Linked DNA regions of Homo sapiens: region 2 is linked to region 1. Evidence: read pairs that join two places in POLR2A ChIA-PET (ENCODE). Cell type or tissue: PC-9. All regions are shown on one strand. Each heading gives the region's core, and the rest is flanking DNA. Links, peaks and the distances in the headings are about the cores only.

Region 1 (8,333 bases), core at 221-8,220:
TTTTGGTAGTTGTGTTTCCATTATTATTGTTTCAATAAATTTTTCAATTTCCTTCATAATGTTTTCATTGACCCACTGTTCATTCAGGAGCATATTATTTAACTTCCATGCGTTTGTATATGTTCCAAAATTCCTCTTGTTATTTATTTGTAGCTTTATTTCATTGTGGTCAGAGAAGATGCTTGCTATTATTTCAGTTTTTTTTGAATGTTTTAAGACTTGTTTTGTGACCTAACATGTCATCTGTCCTTGAGGATGATCCATATGCTCAGGAGGATGTTCTGTAGCCATTGGATGAAATGTTTCATAAATACTTATTAGGTTCATTTGTTCTATTCTGCAGATTAAGTCTGATATTTCCTTGTTTATTTTCTGTCTAGAAGATCTGTCCAATGCTGAAAGTAGGATTTAGATGTCTCCAGCTATTACTGTATTGGGATCTGTCTCTCTTTTTTTTTTTTTTTTTTTTTTTTTTGAGACAGAGTCTCCCTGTGTCACCCAGGCTGGAGTGCTGTGGCACAGTCTCGGCTCACTGCAAGCTCCGTCTCCTGGGTTCACGCCATTCTCCTGCCTCAGCCTCCTGAGTAGCTGGGACTACAGGCACCTGCCACCACGCCTGGCTAATTTATTGTATTTTTAGTAGAGACGGGTTTCACCGTATTAGCCAGGATTGTCTTGATCTCCTGACCTCGTGATCTGCCCGCATTGGCCTCCCAAATGCGGAGCCACCAGGCGTGAGCCACCGCGCCCAGCCTCTTTCTTTAGCTCTTAATAATATTTCCTTTATATCTGGGTGTTACATCCTCTTGCTGAATGGACCCCTTTATCATTATATAGTGACGTTATATGTGTTTTCTTACAGTTTTTCTCTTGAAACCTATTTCATCTGATATAAGTATAGCTACTCCTGCTCTTTTTTTGTTTTCATTGGCATGAAATATCTTTTTCCATTCATTTATTTTCAGTCTATTTGTATCTTTATAAATGAAGTGTGTTTCTTTTAGGCAACAGCTCATTGGGCCTTGCATTTTTATCCATTCAGCCTCTCCATGTCTTTGTGTTGTGTGTCACCCAGGCCGAAGTGCAGTGGTTCAATCTCAGCTCACTGCAACTTCTGCCTCCTGGGCTCAAGTGATCCTTTTCTTCAGCCTTCCAAGTAAAGTAGCTGGGACTACAGGTGTATGCCACCATGCCCAGCTAATTTTTGTATTTTTTGTAAAGACAGGGTTTCCCTGTGTTGCCCAGGCTGGTCTTGAACTCCCGTGCTCAAGCAATCTGCTCACCTTGGCTTCCCAAAGTGCTGGGATTACAGGTGTGAGCGACTGTACCTGGCCAACTGTATGTCTTTTGATTAGAGAGTTTAGTTGATTTACAATCAGTGTTATTATTGGTAGGTAAGCACTACTCCTACCATTTTATTTGTCTTCTGGTTGTTTTTTGGTCTTCTCTTCTTTCTTTCCTTCTTTCCTGTCTTCCTTTTAGTGAAGATGATTTTCTCCAATGTTACGCTTTAATTTCTTTTTATTTTTTGGGTGTCCATTGTACGTTGGACATGCACACAATGGACACACATAAAACACAACAATTAGTATTCGGTTTGCAAATACTATCTCGTAACCCATTATTTTAAATGGATGACAACACTGATTGCAGAAATAAACAAGCAAAAAAGAAAATGAATAAAACTATATACTTTAACTTTCTCCTCCCCTTTTAACTTTTGTTTCTTTTTATGTCTTATTGCACTGTCTATATCTTGAAAAGTTGTAGTTATTATTTCTGATGGGTTCATGGTTTAGTCTTTCTACTTAAGAGTATTTCACACACCAAAAATTGCCATGTTATATTCCTGTTTTTCTGTGTGCCATTACCAGTGAGTTTTGTACCTTCAGATGATTTCTTATTGCTCATTAACGTCCTTTTCTTTTTCTTTTTCTTTTTTTTTTTTTGAGATGGAGTCTTGCTCTGTCACCCAGGTTGGAGTGCAATGGCACAATCTCGGCTCACTGCAACCTCCGCCTCCTGGGTTCAAGCAATTCTCCTGCGTCAGCCTCCTGAGTAGCTGGGACTACAGGCGCATGCCACCACGTCTGCTAATTTTTGTATTTTTAGTAGAGATGAGGTTTCATCATGTTGGTCAGGCTGGTCTCAAACGCCTGACCTCGTGATCCACCCACCTCGTCCTCCCAAAGTGTTGGAATTACGGGCATGAGCCACCGCGCCTGGCCTAACGTCCTTTTCTTTCTGATTGAAGTACCATTTAGCATTTTTTGTAGGACAGGTCTGGTGTTGACAAAATCTCTCAGCTTTTGTTTGTCTGGGAAAGTCTTTATTTCTCCTTCAAGCTTAAAGGATATTTTTGCTGGATACACTATTCTAGGGTAAATTTTTTTTTTCTTCCGCATTTTAAATATGTCATGCCTGTAAGGTCTCCTGGCCTGTAAGGTTTCCACTGAAAAGTGCTAGATGTATTGGAGCTCCATTATATGTTATTTATTTATTTATTTTCTGAGACAGAGTCTCACTCTGTCACCCAGGCTGGAGTACAATGGTGCGATCTTGGCTCACTGCAACCTCTGCCTCCCAGGTTAAAGTGATTCTCATGCCTCAGCCTCCTGAGTATCTGGGATTACAGGTACATGTCACCATGTCTGGCTAATTTTTGTATTTTTAGTAGAGATAGGATTTCCTCATGTTGACCAGGCTGGTCTCCAACGCCAGGCTTACTAATTCTTTCTTCTGCTTGATCTGTTCTGCTAATAAGAGACTCTGATGCATTCTTCAGTATGCCAATTCCATTTTTAGTTTCTGCATAATTCTTTTTAGTTATTTCAGTCTCTTTGTTACATTTATCTGATAGAATTATCAATTCCTTCTCTGTGTTATCTTCAATTTCTTTGAGTTTCCTTACCACAGCTCTTTTGAATTCTTTGTCTGAAAGGTCACATATCTCTGTTTTTTTCCAGGAATGGTCCCTGGTGTCTTAGTTCTTTTTTTTTTTTTTTTTTTGAGACAGAGTCTCGCTCTGTCGCCCAGGCTGGAGTGCAGTGGCACAATCTCGGCTCATTGCAAGCTCCACCTCCTGGGTTCACGCCATTCTCCTGCCTCAGCCTCCCGAGTAGCTGGGACTACAGGCGCCCGCCACCACGCCCGGCTAATTTTTTGTATTTTTAGTAGAGACGGGGTTTCGCTGTGTTAGCCAGGATGGTCTTGATCTCCTGACCTCGTGATCCGCCCGCCTCTGCCTCCCAAAGTGCTGGGATTACAGGCGTGAGCCACCGCGCCTGGCCCTGGTGCCTTAGTTCTTTGGGCGAGGTCATGTTTTCCTGGATGGTCTTCATCCTTGTAGATATTTGTCTATGTCTGGGCATTGAAGAGTTAGGTATTTATTGTAGTCTTCACTGTCTGGGTTTGTGCCCATCCTTCTTGGAAAGGCTTTTCAGGTATTTGAGGGGATGTGGGCCCAAACTGAATAACTCTGTGGTTCTTGCCGACTTATAGAGGTACCACCTTGATGATCTTAGATAAGATCTGGAAGAATTCTCTGGATTACCAAGCAGAGACTCTTGTTCTCTTCCTTTATTTTCTCCCAAACAAATGGAGTCTCTCTCTGTGCTAAACCACCTGGACCTTGGGGGGTGGGGTGTCACCAGCACACCGTGGCCACCACAACTGGGACTGTACCGGTTCAGACCCGAAGCCAGGATAGCACTCGATCTTGCCCAAGGCCCGGTGTAACCACTACCTGGCTACCACCTAAGTTTACTCCAGGCCCTAGGACTCTGCAGTCAGCAGGTGGCAAAGCCAGCCAGGTTTGTGCCCTTCCCTCCAGGGTGGTGAGTTCCCCTAGGCCCCAGATTGGTTCATAGATGCTGTCTGAGAACACCAGGGATTGAAGTCAAAACCTTAGATATTTACCTGGTGTTTTGTTCTACTGTGGTTAAGGTGGCACGTGACCCACAAGACAAGTTGCTTCCCACTCTTCCCTCCCCTTTCCACGGGCAGAAGATCCTCTCCCTGTGGCTGCCATCACCACTGGCTTATGGGGGGGTTCTGCCAGGCCATCACTGATACTTAAAGCCTAAGGGCTCTTCCGTCAGCTTGTGACCAATGCTGCCAGCTCTGGGACTCACCTTTTGGCTCAGGGCAGGTCCAGAAATGCTGACCAAGAGCCTAGGCCTGGACTCAGTGACCTCAGAAGTCTGCTTGTTGCTCTACCCTCTGTAGCTGAGCTAATACCTGAGGTGCAAGACAGAGAGTCTCCTTTATTTTCCCCCTGCTTTTCTCAAACAGGAGTCTTTCACTGTAGCCCTCACAGCTGGGAATGTGCTGGGTCACACCTGAAGCCAGCATGTCTCAGAGCCCAGTGCCTATGGTATACTACCTGGATAGTGCTGTTGATAATTCAGGGCCTTGGCGCTCTTTAGTCAGCAGGGGGTAAATCCTGCCAGGTTTCCTCTGTGACAGGGCAGCACTGAGTTAAGTTAAAGTGCCCCAGTCACTGCATTCTCCCTCTACTAAATGCACAGATTTCTCCCCACCACGCAGCCACTGCTGGGGATGGGGGAGGCATGGCAGAAGCACTCCCTTAGTCACCCTGGCTGGTGTCTTAGTAGGTTGTGTGCCTCCTACTCTAGTCCACTGGCTCTGGGCCCAGCTTAGCACTAGGGCTTGCCTAGGAATTGCAGTCCTTGTGGCCTAACCTGCCCCTCAAGACCACTTAGGGCCCCAGAGCACTCTGGCCTGTGGTTGTGAGGCTTGTGGGAACTCAAGCTCTGACTGCTATGGTGGGTGATTTCCCTCTGGCTAAGGCCAGTCCAAATGCTCCTTCCGTGGTTAGATGTCATCTGAGTGCAGCCTGGTTCTGCTTATCACTGACAGGGCAGCACTGAGTTCAAAGCAAAGCCTCCCAACTGCTGTGCTGTCCATCTCCCAAAAGCACAAAATCTGCACGTGTGGCCACTGCTGGGAGAAGGGGGAGGGCTGGCATTGGCACTTCAAGACTGTCTTTCCTATTCTCTTCAATGTCTCTTTCAGTGATATGAAATTAAAACCAGCTACTGTGAATGCTCACCTGATTTTTGGTTATTTGAGATGGCTGCCTTTTGTATGTAGTTAGTTGTTAAAATTTGATGTTCCTCCTGGGGGTGAGGGGGGTGACAAACAGTGTAGGCTTCTTCTATTCCATCATCTTGCTCTGCCCCTGTGGCTGCTGCCTTAGTTCAGCATGCCAAAGTGCCGTATTTTGGGGTATTGTTTTCATGCCCTAACAGTTCCTTGTGGCAGCTTTTGTGTATCTCTAATCTAATGCTTGTCTCATTGGATCATGTTTGTTTACAAGGATCTAGCACCTACTACAAGTTACTGCCCTAGGTGCAAGCTCTTCCGGGCATGTCTTTCCGTTCCCTTTCAATCCCTCTGGCTTAGCCCTTGCCTCCCTAGCCCCTTCCAAAACTGCCTTTTATTGCTGACCACTTTCCTCAGTCTTTCCTTCTGTGCTGTCTTGAGCAACCCCAGTTTTATGTTTAGAAAATTCCCTAAAACCTGAATTTCAACACAGACCCACACAGTTTTCTGCATGAAGCCTGGCTTTCTCCCACATTACTGATTCCCTGGTGACACTCAAGTGACGGTTGTTCATCTTTTATGACCCACATATCTCCTGGTTGGGACCTGAGGTCAGCCCTCTTCTAGCTTTCCCTGACTAGAAAAAATTCCTCCTGCTTTCACTGTTGTCAGTCACCTCAATTTCTTCACCAAACTTCTTGTTTTTGCTCTGTGTCTGCCCTATAGCCCCTAATTCTGTAGTCATCCATTGCTCCTCAAGGGCCTCTCAAAGTCCATTCAGGGGCTCAATAGATATTGAATAAACAGAAGAACCCCAAACTAGTTGGTACATTTTGGTTCAATGTAATAATTATTTTTTACTTTTTATTTTTTTAAAGAGACAGGGTCTCCACTCTTTCACCTGGACTGGAGTATGGTGGCATGATCATAGCTCACTGCAACCTCGAACTCCTGGGCTCAAGTGATCCTTCTGCCTTGGCCTCTCAAAGTACTGGGATTTACCAGCATTAGCCACCATGCCCAACCAAACATAAGAATTTTCTACCAACACTGTCAGAAAGTGGAATTAGGGTTCTGCAGTGATCATGAGTTTCTTAATAATGAGGGATATTCAAGGAGAGGCTAGATGACTTAGTGGCTTTGCTATAGAGGAGATGGAATGCCAGATGTAACTCTTTCTGACCTGTAATCCCAGCTTGCAAACTAAATAACATCAGTGGTACTCAGCTTTCCTTGTGTGTCTACACCATTCATATACTCGCATCAGCAATGTGTAGCAATTTTGTGCTGGGGTGTATTAGAGAATAGTATACTTTTTGTTCTCTTTGAGTATTCATGGACTGGACTTTCTTTATGTCCCTTTTAGTTTAACAGTTCCAATTTTCTTGGCATCCTTTCTGATGTTGTCGTAGGGCCTTATTTCAAGAGCATGCTGGTCTGTAGGATCTGGCTGCTCCTCCACTGAAAGCCCCCAGAATGCTTTGTTACATTGTCAGGAATTTCTGTATTTCTTTTATCTTGTAGCTTTCTCTATCATATCCCATTTCCACTGTCCTCTCTTCTTTCACAGCCATTTTCTTCCTCTTTCTTTGCTCATTGTTTTTTCATTATTAGGACTTGGCTTTTTAGGTCAAGACTCCTGATAAAAGGACTCCTTTCTTCTGCTGTTGCCTTACCAGTCACATATGTGGTGCTGTCTCTAGTGGGCTTTGCTTTAAAAGCAAAAAACAAAAAACCAACAACAACAAAAGCAAAACAAAAGCAGCTATGCATGTTTAGAAACTGGATTTTAGTTCACAGCTTGTATAGAAAAAGATGAGACTATAGGCCGGGCGCAGTGGCTCACGTCTATAATCCCAGCACTTTGGGAGGCTGAGGCAGGCGGATCATGAGGTCAGGAGATCGAGACCATCCTGGCCAACGCGGTGAAACCCTGTCTCTACTAAAAAAAAATACAAAATATTAGCCGGGTGTGGTGGCGGGCACCTGTAGTCCCAGCTACTCGGGAGGCTGAGGCAGGAGAATGGCGTGAACCCGGGAGGCTGAGCTTGCAGTGAGCCGAAATCATGCCACTACACTCCAGTGTGGGCGACAGAATGAGACTCTGTCTCAAAAAAAAAAAAAGAAAAAGATGAGACTATAAAACATCTGATGCTTGGAATATTGCTGTTACTGTTTTCCATCTCTTAATCTATTTCATTCAATCTAAAATGTGCATTTTTTTTTCACATTGAAGCATCTCAAATTGGGAGCTGCTTTTTTTTTTTTTTTTTTTTTTTTTTTTGAGACAGAGTCTCGCTTTGTCACCCAGGCTGGAGTGCAGTGGTGGGATCTCGGTTCACTACAAGCTCCGCTTCCCGAGTTCACGCCATTCTCCTGCCTCAGCCTCCCAAGTAGCTGGGACTACAGGCGCCCGCCACCATGCCTGGCTAATTTTTTGTATTTTTAGTAGAGATGGGGTTTCACCATGTTAGCCAGGATGGTCTCGATCTCCTGACGTTGTGATCCACCCGCCTCAGCCTCCCAAATTGGGAGCTTCTTAAATTGGCAGTATTTTAAAAATTATGTGACATTGAAATGTAGATTGGCCTAAATTTTAAAATGTAGTTGCACAGTATTTACTGCCTCTAGATAATAGTTTATTAAATACTCTCCCAGACTATATAACTGAGAAAATACACTAACAAATTCCCCTCCCCCTTTTCTAAATTAAAAACATAGTATATATGAATATCATTTTCATATATCTTGCTACTTCCTTAGCCTTCTTAATTATAAACTTGAGTCAGCTATTATTTACTGAGTACTTACATTTTAGATGCTGTTCTAAGTGCTCCACATGTATAAACTTGCTTAGTCATCACGAGTGGGAACTATTACCCTCATCGTACAGAAGAGGAAGCAGAAGCCCATAAAGTTTAAATACTTTCTCCAAGTTCACATGGCTAGTAGGTGGGGGAGTGACGATTTAAACCCCTGCTCTTAATCTCTGTACTTTTCTGTCTGATGTAAATTTCTTATTGCCCTTTTTTTAATATCACTGAACTTGAGGATATTGTTTATCTTTAGCAATGGAAAAATCATTTCCTCCTGATATTCTTTATCCAGTTTGTCTAAAGTCTAAAAAACAAAACAACTCTTTGGTTTATTACTGGGTGAACCCCAAAATTGGGATTCGGCCAGAGAGGCCACATGGGTTCTCGGCTTCCTCCAGGAAAGAATTCAAGAACAAGCTGACAGTAAAGTGAAATCATGTTTATTAAGAA
Region 2 (8,333 bases), core at 123-8,122, 100 kb after region 1:
CCCACCATGTGCCCATTTGCTAACCTTTCATGTGAAGACAAGTGTCTGTCAGTAAATATTTAGCAGGTTCTTACTTAGCAGATATATTTGGAAAACACAGTCTGTCCCTTTGAGGTACAGGTGACATTTGAATGAGTTAGAAAGTAACTGCAATCAGGAGCAGCAGAAAAGTACACTATAGACAGAGCATTTTTGAAATGATTGTTTGGAAATGTTCCATTATTGTGTAATTTTATCACTACAATGGATGTATCTTTTATTTTTAAAATCTTATTTTTTAAAAAACTTATTTCTGCAAGTACACTCAAACTTACATACAGATCTTTTTAACTGTCTTTTAAAATCTTCGGCCAGGTGCACTGGCTCACACATGTAACTCCCAGCACTTTGGGAGGCTGAGTCAGGAGGATCACTTGAGGCCAGGAGTTTGAGACCAGCCTGGGCAACACAGCAAGACCTTGCCTCTGCTTAAAAATAAAATAAAATAAAAAAATAAAGCTGGGCACGGTGGCTCACTCTTGTAATCCGAGCACTTTGGGAGGCCAAGGCAGGCAGATCACTTGAGGTCAGGAGTTCGAGACCAGCCTAGCCAAGATGGTGAAACCCCGTTTCTACTAAAAAAGAAAAAAATACAAAAAGTAGCTGGGCGTGGTGGTGTGCACTTGTAGTCCCATCTACTTGGGAGGCTGAAGCAGGAGAATCACTTGAACCCAGGAGGCAGAGGCTACAGTGAGCTGAGATCATGCCACTGCACTCCAGTCTGGGTGACAGAGCAAGACTCCATCTCAAAATAAAATAAAATAAAAAATCTTTGAATAGTTTTAGTATGTTTTAGAGTAAGTTTTGAAAAATAATGTAATATCTTCTGAGATATTACTATAGATGGAAATTTGCCAGAATAATTTTGAGAAAAACCTTTGTATAACTGGTAGATGGTATTTAAAAATAGGTATTGTGACTTAGTAAGTGCATCCAGTGATAGACTTCTTCCCTTTAGGACGATGAATCTCTCTTCATGGCAGTCATTGAAACTAAGTATGGAAGTAAACTGAGATAGATTTACTCTTCCAAATTGCTGTATTGTGAAATATTTTACAATTTCTTTTTAAATAAACGAATACAAGAGCTTTAAAGAGATTTTAAATGTTTTTGAGTTTTAGCATTTACCTTAAAAGATTTTTTAAAAACAAGCAGATTCAGTCACATTGTTCTCTTAACAATAGTATTTTTACCTCTACCTTGCCCTATTTTAAGTTCTATTGTGGGTTTTTTTGTTTTTTGTTTTTTTTTTTTAGAGATGGAGTCTCGCTCTGTCGCCCAGGCTGGAGTGCAGTGGTGCAATCTTGGCTCACTGCAAGCTCTGCTTCCCGGTTTCACGCCATTCTCCTCCCTCAGCCTCCTGAGTAGCTGGGATGACAGGTGCCCACCACCACGCCTGGCTAATTTTTTTGTATTTTTAGTAGAGATAGGGTTTCACCGTGTTAGCCAGGATGGTCTCGATCTCCTGACCTCGTGATCCACCCGCCTCGGCCTCCCAAAGTGCTGGGATTACAGGCATGAGCCACCGCGCCTGGCCTATTTTTGTGTTTTAAAGTGTGTATCTTAATACAGGAATGCTTGTATCTAACTCTTACCTACATTGTGTGCGAATATGCATACTAGGGGATGCATGCCCAGGATTTATTCTGATAGGGATGTGCCCTCAAGAAGTTTAGAGATAAAGTATTCTAGAAAGCCTTCTCTTACCCTCCGCTCTGTACCTCCAGCAGTCACAGAGCCTCAGCCAAACTTGTCAATTACTATTTTACTTGTTTGCTCTCCCTTTGGTTCCTCGAGAAGGAACTATTTAATGAGACTGTATAAAGTGTTTGAAAACAATGTGCATGGGAGCCATAATAATGAACAGGACAGACAGGGTCCCTGTCCTCTAGAAAAAAGGACATTGCAGGCTGGGCGCGGTGGTTCACACCTGTAATCCCAGCACTTTGGGAGTCCGAGGCGGGTGGATCACGAGGTCAGGAGATCGAGACCATCCTGGCCAACGTGGCAAAACCCTGTCTCTACTAAAAATACAAAAATTAGCTGGCATGCCTCTAATTCCAGCTACTCGGGAGGCTGAGGCAGGAGAATTGCTTGAACCAGGGAATCGGAGGTTACAGTGAGCCAAGATCGCACCACTGCACTCCAGCCTGGCGACGGCGAGACTCCGTCTCAAAAAAAAAAAAAAAAAAGGACATTGCATGAATATTTAATTACGTTTGTGAAGAAATGTTCAAAGGAAACAACCCACAGGGAATAATTAGACTTAGTCATATGTAGAGACCTTAACGTCACAGGAACTGAAAAAGCTGGTGTGGCTGAACTGATGGGCAGGACTTTATAAAAAACATTCCCAAGTCCCTAACAATGTGTCCTGTATACTATATTGAGTCCCATATGGGGCTCAGTAATTCTTTGTAAATAAACAAATACAACATCTTTAGAAGGGATTTTAAATGTTTTTGAGTTTTAGCATTTACTTTAAAAAATATTGTTTTCTAGTTTGCCATAGGTTACTCTAATTTCTGCTGTTTTAAACTCGAATCCTTACCCATTTGTGGCAAATAACATTTGCCTCTGCTATCCTGTGCAGAGGATGAAGATAAGCCATACTCCATGAACAGTGAACTGTTTACTAATACGAGATTATTTAAGTTCCACTACTGATGAACTGTTGTGTCTTAAAGGCTATATAGGTATTTTATAATCCTTAGCATAGTACCGAAGACCTGTTTGTTTCAACATGATTACTAAAGTTGACAATATATAGATTGCCAAAATAATAATTAGAAAATTCCAAGCAAATAAATTTATAATTTATTTAGTACCCATTTAAACGTGCATATGATGGAAATGAGCTGTTTTTTAAAAAATTAGTTCCCTTTTTATCTTTGACCTTATTTCCTACCACAAATTCAGTAACTTACAAAGATATTTAAAAGCTGACTAAATTTGCATCTACTAATATTCTTTTTTCTTTGGAATATTATTACTGTAATATACTTCTGAGATTGTATTAAAAAAGAAACTGCATGTGTAAGATTATCATTATCTGTTGTGGGTGGGGGTGGATACGTAGAGTGGATGATTTGCAAAAGACAGGAAGATCCTCGTTATATTTAGGGTATCTTTTCTTTCCACATTCTGAATTTGGCCTTTAAGAATATTCGGGCCAACACAAAAGGCCCAAGTTGCTGCTGTTACCCCAGCAAGCTGTGCGTTAGGGTCTTGGGGGAAGGAAGATGATAATTAGAAGAAATTTGGATCAGGCAGCTCATCAAAAAATAGAGAAATGAAAGCCTTCCTTCTTCTCTCTCAAGTTAGTAGCAAGTAACTGACTGTACTTTATCCTTTGTGTGACCTGGCAGGGGCAGAACTAACGTTTTATTTTCTTGAAGTCTCAGAGGAGCCTTTTCTGGAAGCTGCATGGTTATTTCAAAGTTGGAAAAAATAATAGGTTCCTGTGGAAATTTATGAAAACATTTTTTCTTGACTTCCTTCTCAAAACCTTGGGTGATTGATAGAGGGAGCATGGTTTAGGAACCATATTTTGAAAGCAAAGTGGCAAGAGATGAGGGGTAGAGCCTTCAGGCCTTCTGTGAAATTGAGATTGCGTTCTAAGTGCAGTATGCAGCCACTGAGGCTTTTGGCAGGCACTGATGAACACTTCTGTAAACCACAGTGTTTGCAAGTCTGCCACCAATTTCCTTGCTACAAAGCCTGAAATAATATCCTTTCCCTCCTTTTGATGCCTAATGAAATCCTACTTATCCTTCAACATAAAGTTCAATCTTCCCTTCTTCAGTGAAGGAGGTAGCTATCTGGACATTTAGGAAGGAGAGCATGAACTGAAAAGGGAACTTGGTACTGGAATCTTCTGCATAGTGGAGTAGCTGTAAACCCCCTCCCGGGTCTGTTCCCCAGAGCAGAGAGTGAAAAAAGAGAACAGAGAGGAATAGTACAAGCAGTGGAGTATCTATCATAGAGTTGACTAAGCATGAGCATACAAGCTGGGAAGAAGCAAGGAGAGGCTGCTGAGGTTGGGGAGCATAAATTTATGGCAGAGAATGTTTGCAGTTTTTGAAAGTGTGGTAAAATGTGCATGACATTTACTATTTTGAATATTTTTAAGTGTGTGGTTCTGTGGCATTAAATACATTTATATTGTAGTACAGCCACCACCACCATCCATCTTTAGAATTTTTTCATCCTTCCCAACTGAAACTCTGTACTCATTAATGTAGTAGTTTTAAGCTAGCAATACATGACAACCTCAGAACTAGAACTGTATATGGGTGGACCGAGGACTGTCATGGTAGGTATGGATGAAAGAGATGGGGTTAAAGGACTCTAAAATGCTACACAACGCATTTACTGTTTGCAGGTGGATGAAGCTAAGGGACTGACACGGAGGGATGGAGCAGAGAAGAGAAATAAACTTTTATCTGCTTGCATTTAAGTGAATGATTTACATTCAGAAAATACATAGCTCTGGGCCGGGTGCGGTGGCTCACGCCTGCAATCCCAACACTTTGGGAGGCCGAGGCGGGCAGATCATGAGGTCAGGAGATCGAGACCATCCTGGCTAACACGGTGAAACCCCGACTCTGCTAAAAATACAAAAACAAAATTAGCCGGGCGTTGTGGCAGGCACCTGTAGTCCCAGCTGTTCTGGAGGCTGAGGCAGGAGAATGGCGTGAACCCGGGAGGCGGAGCTTGCAGTGAGCTGAGATCCTGCCACTGCACTCCAGCCTGGGCGACAGAGCAAGACTCTGTCTCAAAAAAGAGAAAATACATAGTTCTTCCGGTTTGAATAGCCACTTGGCACTGATCTACTGGAATCCAAAGAAATTAATAGTAAAGATAATAATAGTTATAATTAAACACCATGTTTGTGCTTAGAAGTAAGATAAATTGGCCGGGTGCGGTGGCTCATGCCTGTAATCCCAGCACTTTGGGAGGCCGAGGCGGGCGAATCACGAGGTCAGGAGATCGAGACCATCCTGGCTAACACGGTGAAACCCCGTCTCTACTAAAAATACAAAAAATTAGTCGGGCGTGGTGGCGTCAGTCCGTAGTCCCAGCTACTCGGGAGGCTGAGGCAGGAGAATTGCTTGAACCCCGGAGGAGGAGGGTGCAGTGAGCCGAGATCGCGCCATTGCACTCCAGCCTGGGCGACAGAGGGAGACTCTGTCTCAAAAAAAAAAAAAAAAAAAAAGATAAATTACCTGGAATTAGTATAAAAGCAAGATTTGATAAGAAACATAACAAATTTGGAGAAAATATTTGTGATATGAACTCCTTTAAAGACAGCTATAATTCAAATAAAAAAAAAAAACAGAAAAAAATATGTGGCAGGCTCACGCCTGCAATCCCAGCACTTTGGGGGGCCAAGATGGGAGGACCGCTTGAGCCTAGGAGTTTGAGATCATCCTTGACAACACAGGGAGACTCTGACTCTACAAAAAAATGAAAAATTATCTGGGCATGGTGACATGTGCCTGTAGTCTCAGCTACTTAAGAGGCTGAGGTGGGAGGATTGCTTGAGCATGGGAGGTCAAGGCTGCAGTGAGCTGTGATCACACCACTGCGATCCACCTGGGTGACAGAGTGAGACACTGTTTCAAAAAAAAAAAAAATGAGCACAGAGATTACAGAAGCTTTTTAAAAATGACTAATAAACATTTATAAACATAGAAATTGTTGATTAGGAAAATACAAAATTTAAACAATGAGGTGCTGTTGTTCAGTATGAAATATCTTATGCATATACTAAGTTGTGTGTTTATGTATATGTCTCTAAAGATTGTTTAAAGAACAAGAGCAAAACAGACTTCAAGAATTAGGATGTTACCAATACATTTGAAGCCCCTGTGTTCTTCTTTCTTTTTCTACTCCCTATGCCTCCCCACCAGAGGTATCTGCCATCCTGAAATTGTTGTCTAGTGTACCTTTGCTTTTCTCCCTCTCCAGAATGAGGGTTTTGTGACCCAACAATCAGATTAGAGTCCTGGCTTGGGCAGGTGCAAGGAGGGCAAAGAGAGAGATTATTTTCTGAGGTGTAAAGTGCCCCAGCCTCATAACAAGGCTGTGAGAGTTATGAACCAGAACTGTGGACAAAAATCATAACATCACACCACATATGGCTATGTGTCCATAACAACATTTTGGAATGTTTTAAAAGTATATACTATATGTAACTGGAATTGTACTTTATTCTGTGTACTTTATTCATTCCACATTGTTTGTGAGAATGGCCTATGTTGATGTGTAGCTGTAGTTCATTTGCTTTTGAGAGGTGACAGCGTGCTGGCAGTCCTCAGAGCCCTCGCTTGCTCTCAGCACCTCCCCTGCCTGGGCTCCCACTTTGGTGGCATTTGAGGATCCCTTCAGTCCCCCACTGCACTGTGGGAGCCCCTTTCTGGGCTGGCCAAGGCCGGAGCCCACTCCCTCAGCTTGCAGGGAGGTGTGGAGGGAGAGGCACGAGCGGGAACCGGGGCTGCGTGTGGCGCTTGTGGGCCAGCTGGAGTTCCAGGTGGGCGTGGGCTTGGTGGGCCCCGCACTCGGAGCAGCCAGCCAGCCCTGCTGGCCCCAGGCAATGGGGGACTTAGCACCCGGGCCAGTGGCTGCAGAGGGTGTACTGAGTCCCCCAGCACTGCTGGCCCACCGGTGCTGCGCTCGATTTCTCACCGGGCCTTAGCTGCCTTCCCACGGGGCAGGGCTCGGGACCTACAGCCCGCCATGCCTGAGCCTCCCACCCACTCCATGGGCTCCTGTGCGGCCCGAGCCTCCGACGAGCACCACCCCCTGCTCCACGGCGCCCAGTCCCATCGACCACGCAAGGGCTGAGGAATGCGAGCGCAGGGGGCAGGACTGGCAGGCAGCTCCACCTGCAGCCCCGGTGCGGGATCCACTAGGTGAAGCCAGCTGGGCTCCTGAGTCTGGTGGGGACATGGAGAGTCTTTATATCTAGCTCAGGGATTGTAAATACACCAATCAGCACCCTGTGTTTAGCTCAAGGTTTGTGAGCGCACCAGTCGACACTCTGTATCTAGCTGCTCTGGTGAGGACGTGGAGAACCTTTATGTCTAGCTCAAGGATTGTAAATACACCAATCGGCACTCTGTATCTAGCTCAAGGTTTGTAAACACACCAATCAGCACCCTGAGTTTAGCTCAAGGTTTGTGAATGCACCAATCGACACTCTGTATCTAGCTGCTCTAGTGGGGCCTTGGAGAACCTGGGTGTGGAAACTCTGTATCTAACTAATCTGATGGGGATGTGGAGAACCTTTGTATCTAGCTCAGGGATTGTAAACGCACCAATCAGCGCCCTGACGAAACAGGCCACTCGGTCCTACCAATCAGCAGGATGTGGGTGGGGCCAGATAAGAGAATAAAAGCAGGCTGCCCGAGCCAGCATTGGCAACCTGCTCAGGTCCCCTTCCACACTGTGGGAGCTTTGTTCTTTCGCTATTTGCGATAAATCTTGCTGCTGCTCACTCTTTGGGTCCATGCTGCTTTTATGAGCTGTAACACTCACCGCGAAGATCTGCAGCTTCACTCCTGAGCCCAGCAAGACCACGAGCCCACTGGGAGGAACGAACAACTCCAGATGCCCCGCCTTAAAAGCTGTAACACTCACCGCAAGGGTCCGTGGCTTCATTCTTGAAGTCAGTGAGACCAAGAACCCACCAATTCCGAACACATTTTAACTCAGATATAGTATTACGTCGCATGAATATACTTTAAATTTACTTATCCATATTCTCCCAGCTAACAGTAAAGATTTTAAAAATTAATAATCTAGTATAGATTAATGGTAAAGGGCAGAGAGGATATATATTGATATGTTTTGGAAGGTAAAGTTTTCGGTAAGTTACCAAAATTTGAAATTCATATACCATTGAGCTGTGAAGTCCATATCTGGTAGTCTATCCAAAAGAATACTTGTGCAGATATGGAGAAATTTACTAGGATGCTCTTTTAAAAAATAATAAAATTATGTTTGTTAATTAAGTGAATTATGATAGAGTTAAACTGTGGGATATTACGCAGTGTTTAATGTCAGGCTGATCTAAACATACACGTCGAAGGGTGTCTATCAGGGAGCCTAGCCTGTGGAATGCTGACAGAAGCAGTGAGTGAGGATGGTGAGCTCCCTTTGCAGTCCTGCCCTCACTTGACCAGGGGCACCACACACATCCAGAATCGGTTTCTTCCCAGAGCCTGGCCAGACTTTTTTTTTTTGAGACAGAGTCTCACTTTGTTGTCCAGGCTGGAGCGCAGTGGTGC

Evidence for each region. ChIA-PET counts read pairs that join two places held together with the same protein. Peaks named below come from ENCODE experiments on the same cell type or tissue, not always from the same donor. Only the 100,000 strongest peaks of a DNase experiment are listed, where the experiment ranks them.
Region 2: POLR2A ChIA-PET joins it to region 1 with 5 read pairs; 7 of 35 experiments call an interaction of 5 or more read pairs at or near these places.

The regions. Positions count from the first base shown.
Region 1 is chr12:32,414,966-32,423,298 of GRCh38, forward strand. The region is part of intron 1 of FGD4 (FYVE, RhoGEF and PH domain containing 4); the gene reads left to right. Among named protein-coding and RNA genes, the nearest start is that of FGD4, 20 kb to the left of the region's middle. RefSeq lists an enhancer at 4,254-5,240. In PC-9, for the core only: no CTCF peak of the experiment used is centred there; no DNase peak of the experiment used is centred there; H3K27ac peaks cover 1,184 bases.
Region 2 is chr12:32,519,160-32,527,492 of GRCh38, forward strand. All of the region lies in intron 1 of FGD4 (FYVE, RhoGEF and PH domain containing 4), which reads left to right. Among named protein-coding and RNA genes, the nearest start is that of FGD4, 120 kb to the left of the region's middle. RefSeq lists an enhancer at 4,229-4,729. In PC-9, for the core only: no CTCF peak of the experiment used is centred there; no DNase peak of the experiment used is centred there.